Regions from separate parts of the Homo sapiens genome. Here all the other regions are linked to region 1. Evidence: chromatin contacts called from ENCODE Hi-C or POLR2A ChIA-PET data. All regions are on one chromosome and are shown on one strand. The core of a region is the stretch at or near the end of the contact, and the rest is flanking DNA. Distances in the headings are between cores, read along the strand shown.

Region 1 (3,636 bases), core at 602-3,101:
AGACAATCAGGCCGGCTGGGATTTGGGTAAGGTGAGTGCACACCTCCTTAAACTTTGCACCCCAGGTGCCTCGCTCACCTCATCCCAGTCCCAGCCTTATCAAACAGTTTGTTTGTTTGAGTATGTCTAGAAAGAGAAAGGAAAGCAAGTGAAGGGAAAAGAGTAATGATTCTGGAAAGAAAGGTGATAAGCCTCAGAGTAAGATCTTCAGGGACTGGCAAGATGAGCTGGGAAAGAAGAGTGAAAGGGAGAAGCATACCCATCCTGAGGGAGTGACCCTGGAGAGATACTTTGGAGACAGACTTAGGGGTAGGAGGTAGGAGGCAGAAAGAAATGGAATTTCATGGACCTAGGAATGTTGAGAGACAACTGAGAGACATTCCATCTGAGACTTAAATTCCTTTTGTACTACCTTCACTCATAACTTGTTCCTATAATAAGATCAGATAAACTTTGAAGATATTGGATGAATATGAACGAAGGAAGAAATGAATGGATAGATGAAACAGAATGGTGACTACATTCACCATATTTTAGTTTAAGTATTTTTGTGTTTTGCGCCTGAAAGGGCCTAGAAATGGAGTTAGGGAAGTGAAGACCCCTATAAAGATTTGGGGCTAGCAAATGGACCCAGCTGCCCACCACCTACCTGCCAAAGGAGAAGAGGCACATGAAGAAGATGGCACTGGCAAAGGCATGGGGGTCAAAATCACCTCCCAGGATGTCAATCACACGACCAGAATAGTGAGGGATTAATGTCTCACCTGAAAGAGGCATGAAAAATAACACAAGAATGTGCTGGTGCCCAGGCCCTTTTACCACCTCCAACTCACAACGTCCTCTCCTGACTCACCCAAAACAGCAAGGACAAGGAAGAAGAAGGCGGCAACGAGGAGAGGCAGGTCCGGCCTGGAGAGCTTCAGCAGCCTCCACATCAAGACTTTGTTGTTCACCTGGTCCTGCTCCTTCTCCTGGGCTCCAGGAGGGCTCAGAACAGCCCACAGTGACCAGCTGAGCCCCGCAGCCCCGTACCCCACCAGCAGCCAGCTCCAAGGGGCTGAAGCGACTCTGGCTGGGGGAGCACGTGAGGCCCCCGCGACCAGGGCTCTCAGGGAGACAGTCAGGGGGGTGGCCAGACAGAGCGGGAGCAGCAGTGTCCCCACAAATCCCAGCAGCCCTCTTAGCTTTAGCAGCCCCCACAGCCCTCCCAGCCGCAGGGTCCCCTCCAGCCATAGTCCTGGCAGCCCTTGAGGAAGCAAAGTCCCCAGAGGGCCCTGAAGCAGCCACAGTAAAGCCGCGTCCACCAGCAGCAGGGAGGTCCAGGGTCTCAGGTCAGGGAGCCGCATGGCTCTGTCAACGGATACGAGATGAGAAATCATGGGGGTGGAGTCCCAATCCTTGTCCCTGCCCTCCTACCCGCCCGGCTCCGCCTAACCCGTCCATCGGCTTCTCATTTTATCCTATTCAACCCTGAGAGCTCTCCTGAGTAACCGGTGCTCATCCGTACACCCCTCCTACGACAGACAGCTTTCGGCCTTCTGGGGAGCTGGAAGCATGACCATCAGGAGCCTCGTGCTTAAAAAAAAAAAAAAAAAATCCCCGGACCCCCACCCCCACCCCCGCCTGCCGCGGCGAGCTAAGTGGTCCGGGCTCCGCTCCCTCCTATCGCCGGGTGCAGAGGGACTGGGAAGCAGGAGCGTGGAGTGGGTAGTCACTTGGGCTGCGTCCCTGTTGGCGCTCCAGGTTCCCCTCCGCACCAACTCACCAGCCGCGGCGGGGAGACCGCAGCTCCGGGGACTTCTGCTTCAGCGCTGAGGTCCGCTCCGTCTCTCCCAACCTCGCTACCGGCTCTGGTCCGCCAGCTACGCTCGGCCAGGGCGGGCGTCAGGGCTCGGGCAGCTTTCGCTTTCGCTTCCCCAGCCAAGGCCTTCATTCTGGGCTGGGCCGCCGGGAGGGGGCGCGCGAGACCCGCAGACAGCGGAACTGGAGCCCGAACTCTGGTTCGCACTGTACAGGCCTGCAATGAGTCTCACTCGCCTTTAGTGGCGGTTACTCTGGGATATAAAACTGCAAAAATGTTTCTTTATCATTAAGTAAAATACAGTTGTCTCAAGGGCAACTTTATCTGTTGTCCTTGCTTTGTAATTGGAGAATGCTTTGTAATTGGAGAATCACTGAATTTTCTCAAAGTTACTACTTCAAGCTCTGAGCCTACTATTAAGAAGTGCCTTCTTTCTGGTCCGGCGCGGTGGCTCACGCCTGTAATCACAGCACTTTGGGAGGCCGAGGCGGGCGGATCGCCTGAGGTCAGGGGTTCGAGACCAGCCTGGCCAACATGGTGAAACCCTGTCTCTACTAAAAATACAAAAATTAGCCAGGGCGTGGTGGCGGACGCCTGTAATCCCAGCTACTCGGGAGGCTGAGGCAGGGGAATCGCTTGAACTCAGGAGGCAGAGGTTTCAGTGAGCCGAGATCGGGTCATTGCACTCCAGCCTGGGCGACAAGAGTGAGACTTCGTCTAAAAAAAAAAAAAGTGCCCTCTTCCATGCAAGCTCCAGTTTTAGGCGAGCGAGCCGGGCTCTCCTAAATAGAAGGTTCCAACCAATCTCACCAGGCCAAAGGGGATTTTCACGTACAGACTTTGAATTTAGTAGGCCCTGAGCGTTCATCTTCATCCGTCCTTCTCAGCCGGAGCACCTTGAGCTGGCGCGTGTTCAGGTGCCTCTGAGTCTGTACTCCAAATTATGTTGGGCGCACCTTCAGCCTATGAGGGAAATGCCCCGTACTGAGCTTTGGTTCTTGTTCTATTTTAACACTGTTTAGAACAGTAATTAGGTTTTTAAATATCCTTCCTGACCCAGAGCCTTCCTATGCAACAGAAAGATTCGTTTATTCCAGAAAGGACTCTTCAGATTGAAACCACCTCCCAAACTAAAAACAAACAAACAAACAAATTCCCCAAAGGAAGGGTCGCTTGGATTCCAGATCACCATTTTGAAATGTTACCTGTGTGACTACCAAGGAGTCACTTAAAGTTTAAAATAGTGGTGGTGGGGAGGAGGGATTTTAAGTAGGGGCTCGCTAAAGTTTTACAACTCTATTCATTCTGGCATTTTAAGAATCTCTCTCTAATGAAAAAAGCTCCATGCTCAAGCTCATGCTCCTACTTTCAAGCATTTGTTTCCTTTATTTTCTGGAAAGTGACATGGTCCATAGTTCCAGCATGATTCCGAAAATCTCATGATGTGTGTCTCTTTCTTCTAACCTGGATCTTTTACATTTTCCCCACACTCCTCACTTAGGGGAGTCCTCCTGATCTCTTCTTCCTCTAAAATTATAGTCCTGCCATCTTGCAATTCAGCATGACACATCATGAAATTAGACCCTTAATGTCTGTCTTTATATTCAATATCCAATATCTCCAAAGTGTTATTTGGGATAAATGGTATGGTGTTTATATGATTACCATATTAAAGTGAAGTGGAAGCTTTTTCATCCTACTCTATAAAGTCAAAAACAGTTATCCTAGGTGCCCTACTCCCTGTTCCTCAAACCATTAACAATGGAACACACAGGAGTCCCCAGGTGCCTCTCTATGGAAAGGACCCTAACCTATGTGAAATTGCAAACAAGTGT
Region 2 (3,636 bases), core at 499-2,998, 710 kb before region 1:
GAACAGTTCCAGAATTCTCAGCAGTCAATAACTCTCTTCTTCCCAGCCCCACATAACTCTTTATATTAAAAAGACCCAAGATCAGGCGTGGTGGCTTATACCTGTAATCCAAGCACTTTGGGATGCCAAGGTGGGAGGATCACTTGAGCCCAGGAGTTTAAGTCCACTCTGGGCAACATAGGAAGACCCCATTTTTACAAACAATAAAAAAAATTAGCCAGACATGGTGGCATGTGTCTGTGGTCCCAACTACTCAGGAGGCTGAGGCAGGAGGATCACCTGAGCTCAGGAGGTCAAGGCTACAGTGAGCTGTGACCCTGTCACTACACTGTAGTTTGGGTGACAGAGGGAGGCCCTATCTCAAAAAAAAGCAAAAAACAAAAAACAAACAAACAAAAAAATCTTCACTGCTAGATAACCAAAGGGGATGTGGAAAATGAAGATATTAAGGAAACGGCAAAGGTAGTGGAGAAGGCCCCCCACACCTCACACACCTCATGACTCATAGCACACAAATCATTTAAATCATTTCTTTGTCACCCACGGGTGAAGGGAATGAAGCAGAGTCCCCGTCACAGAGAGTAAGAGGGATATGGCTCTCTCACCTCGCTGGATGGCTCTGTGGAGAGACGCGATGACTCGGAGCTGAGGGAGGAGGAAGAGCAGGGGGAAGATGGCTCAGACTTCACCTGAAGATCTGGAGGAAAGGGAGTTAGAAATTATCAGGAAGCAGAGCTTAAGAAGAGTCCAAAAAGTACCCAAGGACATGTCGGTGGGGATTCCTGTACCGCAGCAAGGGAGAAGAAACAAAAATAGGGGATTGAAGGAGAGAGGATAGGCACTTATGTAGAAGCGTGAGGATATAGGAAGCTACGTAGTTTCTGGGAAACAGTGGGAAGATGAGGGTTTCTGGAAATCTGAGGGAACGACAAAGACTACCTTACCTGGGAAGATCGGCAGGAGTTCCCATGGGGGCTCAGAGGGGCTGACATCCATCCCCACGTCCAGGGAGCTGCCGTCAAACTAAATAAGGGAGGATACAAGAGGGCAGGAGTGTGAGAAAGGATGAGAAAGTAGGGGTGACTCCAGATGAGTTATGGCCTGTGAATGGGTCCAGGTTCTGGGCTCACTTTCCACCCACCAAGGGTTAGAGAAAGGCTGGGGACACAATACCGGGACATCCTGCTCCGGGCAACGGAAGAGCTGCGTCTGCTCCTCGGCCACTTCATCTAGGCCAGAATACAAGGTGCTGTCTGCAAGAAATGCTGAGCGTCGGGGGGTCGTTCGGTGGCCCCAGCCTACAGATCGCACACAAGCCCCCGCCCCATCCCTCATTGGCTCCGCTCGGCCAGACCCACCGCCCGCCCACTTGAAAAGTGATACAACCAGGGCGCTTCAGCCCCTCCTTCCCCGACCCCGGAACAACTCGACGTTCCAGCAGGGAGCAGAGTTCTTCCCTGACTTTTGTATCCCCCTTAATGCACAACGAGCCCCCTGCTCCGCTCTCCTTCAGATGGCGGATTCCGTATTTGCCCAGACTTCCTCTTTAGGCCCCCGCTTCTTTCCCGCGTGCCTCAGGGACAGTTTGCCACAGCCCTCTCCCCTCCCCGGTGCCTCACTCTGCAGACCCCAGTCCTCCGGGCTAAGCAGGTTGTCGGTGAAGAAACGCGTCGGGTCAGCAATCTCGCTGAGCAGCATCAGCTCCGCCATCTTTCCCCCCCACCCCCCAACCAGGAGACGGTTCCCAAGGCCCGCCTCTCCCCATCACCAACTAATCAGTTGACTCTTTCAAAAAAGGGGGCGTCCCGGAAGCTCTACCGACCAGTAAGAGACCTGGGTGCTGAGCACGTGAATCAACAGATGCGGATGACTGTGTAGGCGGGCCCAATGGGAGCACAGCAGCAGGAAGTAACTTCCAGACAGTGCCATACCGCCAAGCGCATGCGCCAAACAGGCTCCAGTGATAAAGCGCCTGGGAGATGTAGTACCCAGTATTAAGGTCCACCATCTCCCCCAGCCACTACTAAGTTTAGTTTAGACAGCTTCTATGTGTCCTCGGAGATAGATAAGCCCCTCAAAAGGGGCGCACTGTGACCACTGCTACCTCCCCTAGGAAGCCAAAAGCTGAGAATGGGATATGGGCTGAAACCTTCCCTCTGGCCCCCCACCCCCAAATCTCACAGCACAGACCACAATTCACAAGTTCCTGTCTCTTTTAAGGTTTAACTTTTAATCAGCCAAACATCTTGCGCAGACCCTGAGCCAGCCCTGCATCCTGGTTCTTCCCCTGAATGACCACCTTCCCCAGTTCCTCCTGGGCTGCCCGGTTTTTGGGATCTATCGCCAGCACCTTCTTGAGGTCAGCAGTTGCTTTTTCCAGGTTCCCAAGGGCAGCCTGGGCAACCCCCCTTCGGTATAAGGCCTTTAAATGGCCAGGCTCCCGCTCCAACACCCGGTCACAGCTCTGGGCTGCCAACTGAGGCTGCCCTAGCAACAACTGACAGGCAGCCAGATTGGCATGAAGGACAGTTCGTTCTGGAGGGCCAGGTGGGGGTAAAGTCAGGAGCAGCCGAAGAGCCCGTCCATAGCATCGGGCAGCTCCTTCAGGGTTCCCAGCTCGAAATAGTTCTGTGCCCCTTGCACGTTCTTCCCTGGCCAGGGCTTCCTTCTCGCTAGTCTCCAGCTCCCAGGAGTCTCGGCCTTGAGTGAAGGATGCCAGTGTGAGCCTGACAGGAGGTCCAGAGTGCCCAGGCAGCTGAAGCTCTGCTTCCTCACCTTGACACATGGACTCCAAGCATTTCTCTATGAGCTCCCCCCAAGTTTCCTCCCTCCATGGCCCTACGCCCATAGTTAGCTCTGTCCAGCCCTCTGGCGGCCCTGATCCGAAAGGAAACCCCAAAGCCAGTACCCGGCAGCAGGAGCCTAGTTTGGGTTTGTCCAAGCCATGGCCACGGATTACGATCTTCTTGACAAAGCTCCCATCGGGGCAGTACCAGAGATCAGAAGCTTGAAGGGCCTCTGGCATCTGACTGGTTGATCCATGAGACTTATGAGAGTCTCCTTCAAGTTCAGCAACCAGTTTTTCAGCTCCTTGAGTATGCTCTAGAATTTGGCTGGCTGGATCTGGGCTTACTTCCAGCTCAAGCGTTTCGGTAGGAGGGTCTCGGGGCTGCTGCCTAATCTGAATAACTGAATCAAGGTTCTCCCGAAGGTTCTTTTCCCACTCTTGTTGCGGCTGAGAGGTGTCCTTTTCTCCAATTGTATTGACTGGTGGCGTCTCCATATGGATGCTTAGTCCCTTCCACGGTGAGTGAACAGTTTTGGTCAGAAAGGGATGAACCAGGTTCAGGTCAGCACCTGAAAAGAAAACCAAACAATGCTAATAGCAGGGTTCTTATTTAGACTCCTTTCTCGTCCTTTCCCATTCTTCTGAGACCCAGGCCCCTAGTCCTGAAAGTCCCCAGTTTTGCTTTCCTCCAAAAATCTGCTCCAGCTTCCCCGTTCCACCCACATATAATTTAGAACTATAAATTCCACAATTCCCTGCGGTTAAGGTAGCCGCGCCAACTACGGACACCCGGTCGGGTCAATAAGTACCTGCGCGGCCAAAGTGCCTAGCATGGTGACAGGAGGAGC
Region 3 (3,636 bases), core at 689-3,188, 570 kb before region 1:
CCCAAAGTGCTGGGATCACAGGCGTGAGACACTGTGCCCTGCCAAAAATTTTTTTTTTTTGAGACAGAGTCTCGCTCTGTCATCCAGGCTGGAATGCAGTGGTGCGATCTCAGCTCACTGCAAGCTCAACCTCCCGGGTTCACGCCATTCTCCTGCCTCAGCCTCCTGAGTAGCTGGGACCAAAGACCCCTGCCACCACGCCCGGCTAATTTTTTTGTATGTTTAGTAGAGACAAGGTTTCACCGTGTTAGCCAGGATGATCTCAATCTCTTGACCTTGTGATCGCCCATCTCGGCCTCCCAAAGTGCTGGGATTACAGGCGTGAGCCACCGCGCCCAGCCCAAAGTCAATGTTTTGACCAAGAGCAAGGCTACCACTTGTTATTATTAATTAATTAATTAATTAATTAATTTTTGAGACAGGGTCTTACTATATTGCCTAGGCTGGCTTCAAACTCCCAGGCTCAAGTGATCCTCCTGCCCTGCCTCCTGAGTAGCTGGAATTACAGGTGTGTGGCGCCATGCCTTACTATTTATTTCTAAACACATTGCAGAACATGGAATTTAGGGAGGACAAATTTTGATGAATCAAATAGGTATAGTGATATGGGTAGAAGATTGGTTTACTTTATCATAATTCCTTAAATACATATTGTGTACTTGATTAATGAAATGTTAAAAATAAATGCTTAGATATCATTTGACATTAAATAACTCAATCACTAAGCATGAACTCCATATTTAAAAACTTTATAAAATTTTCAGAGCTCACACAGACAAAATTCCTTATTGTCATGATCACTACGTATAAGTTTGAGTTCTTTCTTACTTTTTTTTTTTGAGACAGAGTTTCGCTCTTGTCGCCCGGGCTGGAGTGCAATGGCGTGACTTCGACTCACTGCAACCTCTGTCTCCTGAGTTCAAGCGATTCTTCTGCCTCAGCCTCCCGAAGTAGCTGGGATTACAGGTGCCCGCCACCACACCCAGCTAATTTTTTTGTATTTTTAGTTGAGACGGGGTTTTACCATATTGGCCAGACTGGTCTGAACTCCTTATCTCAGGTGATCCACCTTATCTCAGGCGCCCCCCGCGATGCGGGGAGTGAGAGCCAGCCCCTCTTCCCTTGGGCCTCCCAAAGTGCTGGGACTACAGGCATGAGCCACAAAGCCCAGCCCTTTCTTACTCTTCATTACATTGTTGAGTATAGTATTAACTATCCTATCAACTGACATTTATATTGCCATTTAATCCAGTTTGATAATTTTTATTTTTAAAATGTGGCATTTCTTGTCCAACAGGAAAATATCACAATCCTAAATATATATGCACCTAACACTGGCGCTCCCAAATTTATAAAACAATTACTACTAGACCTAAGAAATGATATATACAGCAACACAATACTAGTGGGGGACTTTAATACGCCACTGACAGCACTAGACAGATCATTAAGACAGAAAGCCAACAAAAAAACAATGAATTTAAACTATGCCCTGGAACAAATAGACTTAACAGATATATACAGAACATTTTACCCAACAACTGCAGAATATACGTTCAATTCTTCAGCACATGGAACTTTCTCCAGGATAGACCACATGATAGAGCACAAAACAAGTCTCAATAAATTTAAGAAAACTGAAATTATGTTAAGCACTGTCTCAGACCACAGTGAAATAAAACTGGAAATCAGCTCCAAAAGGAACCTTTAAAACCACGCAAATACATGGAAATTAAATAACCTGCTCCTGAATGATCATTGGGTCAACAATGAAATCAAGATGAAAATTAAAAAATTATTCAAGCTGAATAACAATAGTGACATGACCTACAAAAACCTCTGGGATACAGCAAAGGCGGTGCTAAGAGGAAAGTTCTTAGCCCTATATGCCTACATCAGGAAGTCTGAAAGAGCACAAATAGACAACCTAAGGTCACACCTCAAGGAACTAGAGAAACAAGAACCAAGCCCAAAGCCAGCAGAAGAAAGGAAATAACCCAGATCAGAGCAGAGCTAAATGAAATTGAAACAAAAAAATACAGAAGTGAAACAAAAAGCTGGTTCTTTGAAAAGATAAATAAACTTGATAGACCATTGGCAAGATTAACCAAGAAGAGAGAAAATCCAAAGAAGCTCAAGTAGAAATGAAATGGGAGATAGTACAACTGACACCACAGAAATACAAAAGATCATTTGAGGCTACTATGAACACCTTTATGTGCATAAACTAGAAAACCTGGAGGAGATCGATACATTCCTGGGAAGAGAAAACCCTCCTACCTTAAATCAGGAAGAATTAGATACCCTGAACAGACCAATAACAAGCAGCAAGATTGAAATGGTAATAAAAAAATTACAAAAAAAAAAGTCCAGGGCCAGACGGATTCACAACTGAGTTCTACCAGACATTCAAAGAAGAATTGGTACCAATCCTATTGACACTATTCCACAAGATAGAGAAAGAAGGAATCCTCCCTAAATCATTTTATGAAGCCAGTATCATCCTAATACCAAAGCCAGGAAAGAACAAAAGAACATAACAACAACAAAAAAGAAAACTGAAGACCAATATCCCTGATGAACATAGATGCAAAAATCCTTAACAAGATACCAGCTAACCAAATCCAACAACATATCAAAAAGATAATCCACCATGATCAAGTGGGTTTCATAGCAGGGATGCAGGGATGGTCTAACATATGCACGTCAATAAATGTAATACACCACATAAACAATTAAAAACAAAAATCACATGATCATCTCAATAGACACAGAAAAAGCATTTGACAAAATGCAGCATCCTTTTATGATTAAAACTCTCAGCAAAATCAGCCTACAAGGGACATACCTCAATGTAATAAAAACCATGTATGATAAACGCACAGCCAACATAATACTGAATGGGGAAAAGTTGAAAGCATTCCCTCTGAGAATTGGAACAAGACAAGGATGCCCACTTTCACCACTTCAACATAGTACTGGAAGTCCTAGCCAGAGCAATCAGACAAGAGAAAGAATAAAGGCATCCAAGTTGGTAAAGAGGAAGTCAAACTGTCACTGTTTGCTGATGATATGATTGTATACCTGGAAAACCCAGAAGACTCCTCCAAGAAGCTCCTAGAACTGATAAAATAATTCAGCAAATTTCCTGGATACAAAATTAATGTACACAAATCAGTAGCTCTCCTGTACACCAACAGTGACCAAGCTGAGAATCAAATCAAGAACTCAACCACTTTTTACAATAGCTGCAACAAACAAACAAACAAATCACACAATCAAAAAAACTTAGGAATATACCTAACCAAGGAGGTGAAAGACCTCTACAAGGAAAACTACAAAACACTGCTGAAAACAATCATAGATGACACAAACAAATGGAAACACACCCCATGCTCGTGGATGGGTAGAATCAATATTGTGAAAATGACCATACTGCCAAAAGCAATCTACAAATTCAATGCAATTCCCATATAAATACCAGCATCATTCTTCACAGAACTAGAAAAAAAAATCCTAAAATTCATATGGAACCAAAGAAGAGCCCAAATAGCCAAAGCAAGGCTAAGGGAAAAGAACAAATCTGGAGGCATCACATTACCTGATTTCAAACTATACTGTAAGGCCATAGTCACC

The links. A loop is a pair of places that touch in the nucleus more often than their neighbours do. ChIA-PET counts read pairs that join two places held with the same protein, here RNA polymerase II (POLR2A). Pooled maps may share reads with other maps.
Region 2: a map of CD8-positive, alpha-beta T cell shows a loop between it and region 1 (2.0-fold over the local background). The contact joins the promoter of ATF6B here to the promoter of TAP2 in region 1. A Hi-C loop is called at or near these places in 3 of 168 maps with a recorded cell type or tissue (CD8-positive, alpha-beta T cell and naive thymus-derived CD4-positive, alpha-beta T cell) and 12 of 50 pooled maps. POLR2A ChIA-PET finds 5 or more read pairs at or near these places in 5 of 52 experiments (CD4-positive, alpha-beta T cell, WTC11, activated B cell and 2 more).
Region 3: a pooled map shows a loop between it and region 1 (15-fold over the local background). The contact joins the enhancer-like site here to the promoter of TAP2 in region 1. A Hi-C loop is called at or near these places in 3 of 50 pooled maps. POLR2A ChIA-PET finds 5 or more read pairs at or near these places in 2 of 52 experiments (activated B cell and activated CD4-positive, alpha-beta T cell).

What each region holds. Positions count from the first base shown.
Region 1 is chr6:32,836,888-32,840,523 of GRCh38, forward strand. It overlaps TAP2 (transporter 2, ATP binding cassette subfamily B member), which reads right to left and starts at 1,852. Exons shown (of 12, transcript NM_001290043.2): 1 at 1,766-1,852; 2 at 854-1,350; 3 at 650-764. The coding sequence starts at 1,346.
Region 2 is chr6:32,126,498-32,130,133 of GRCh38, forward strand. It overlaps ATF6B (activating transcription factor 6 beta), which reads right to left and starts at 1,749. Exons shown (of 18, transcript NM_004381.5): 1 at 1,620-1,749; 2 at 1,174-1,253; 3 at 945-1,023; 4 at 606-697. The coding sequence starts at 1,710. FKBPL (FKBP prolyl isomerase like) reads right to left here. Exons shown (of 2, transcript NM_022110.4): 1 at 3,598-3,636; 2 at 2,210-3,357. The coding sequence starts at 3,283. The coding sequence ends at 2,234.
Region 3 is chr6:32,269,638-32,273,273 of GRCh38, forward strand. The region is part of intron 1 of TSBP1-AS1 (TSBP1 and BTNL2 antisense RNA 1); the gene reads left to right. Among named protein-coding and RNA genes, the nearest start is that of TSBP1-AS1, 16 kb to the left of the region's middle. Within about 2 kb of position 1,939, at least 3 of the 41 ENCODE cell types and tissues checked have a DNase peak (open chromatin) inside an H3K27ac peak, as active enhancers do.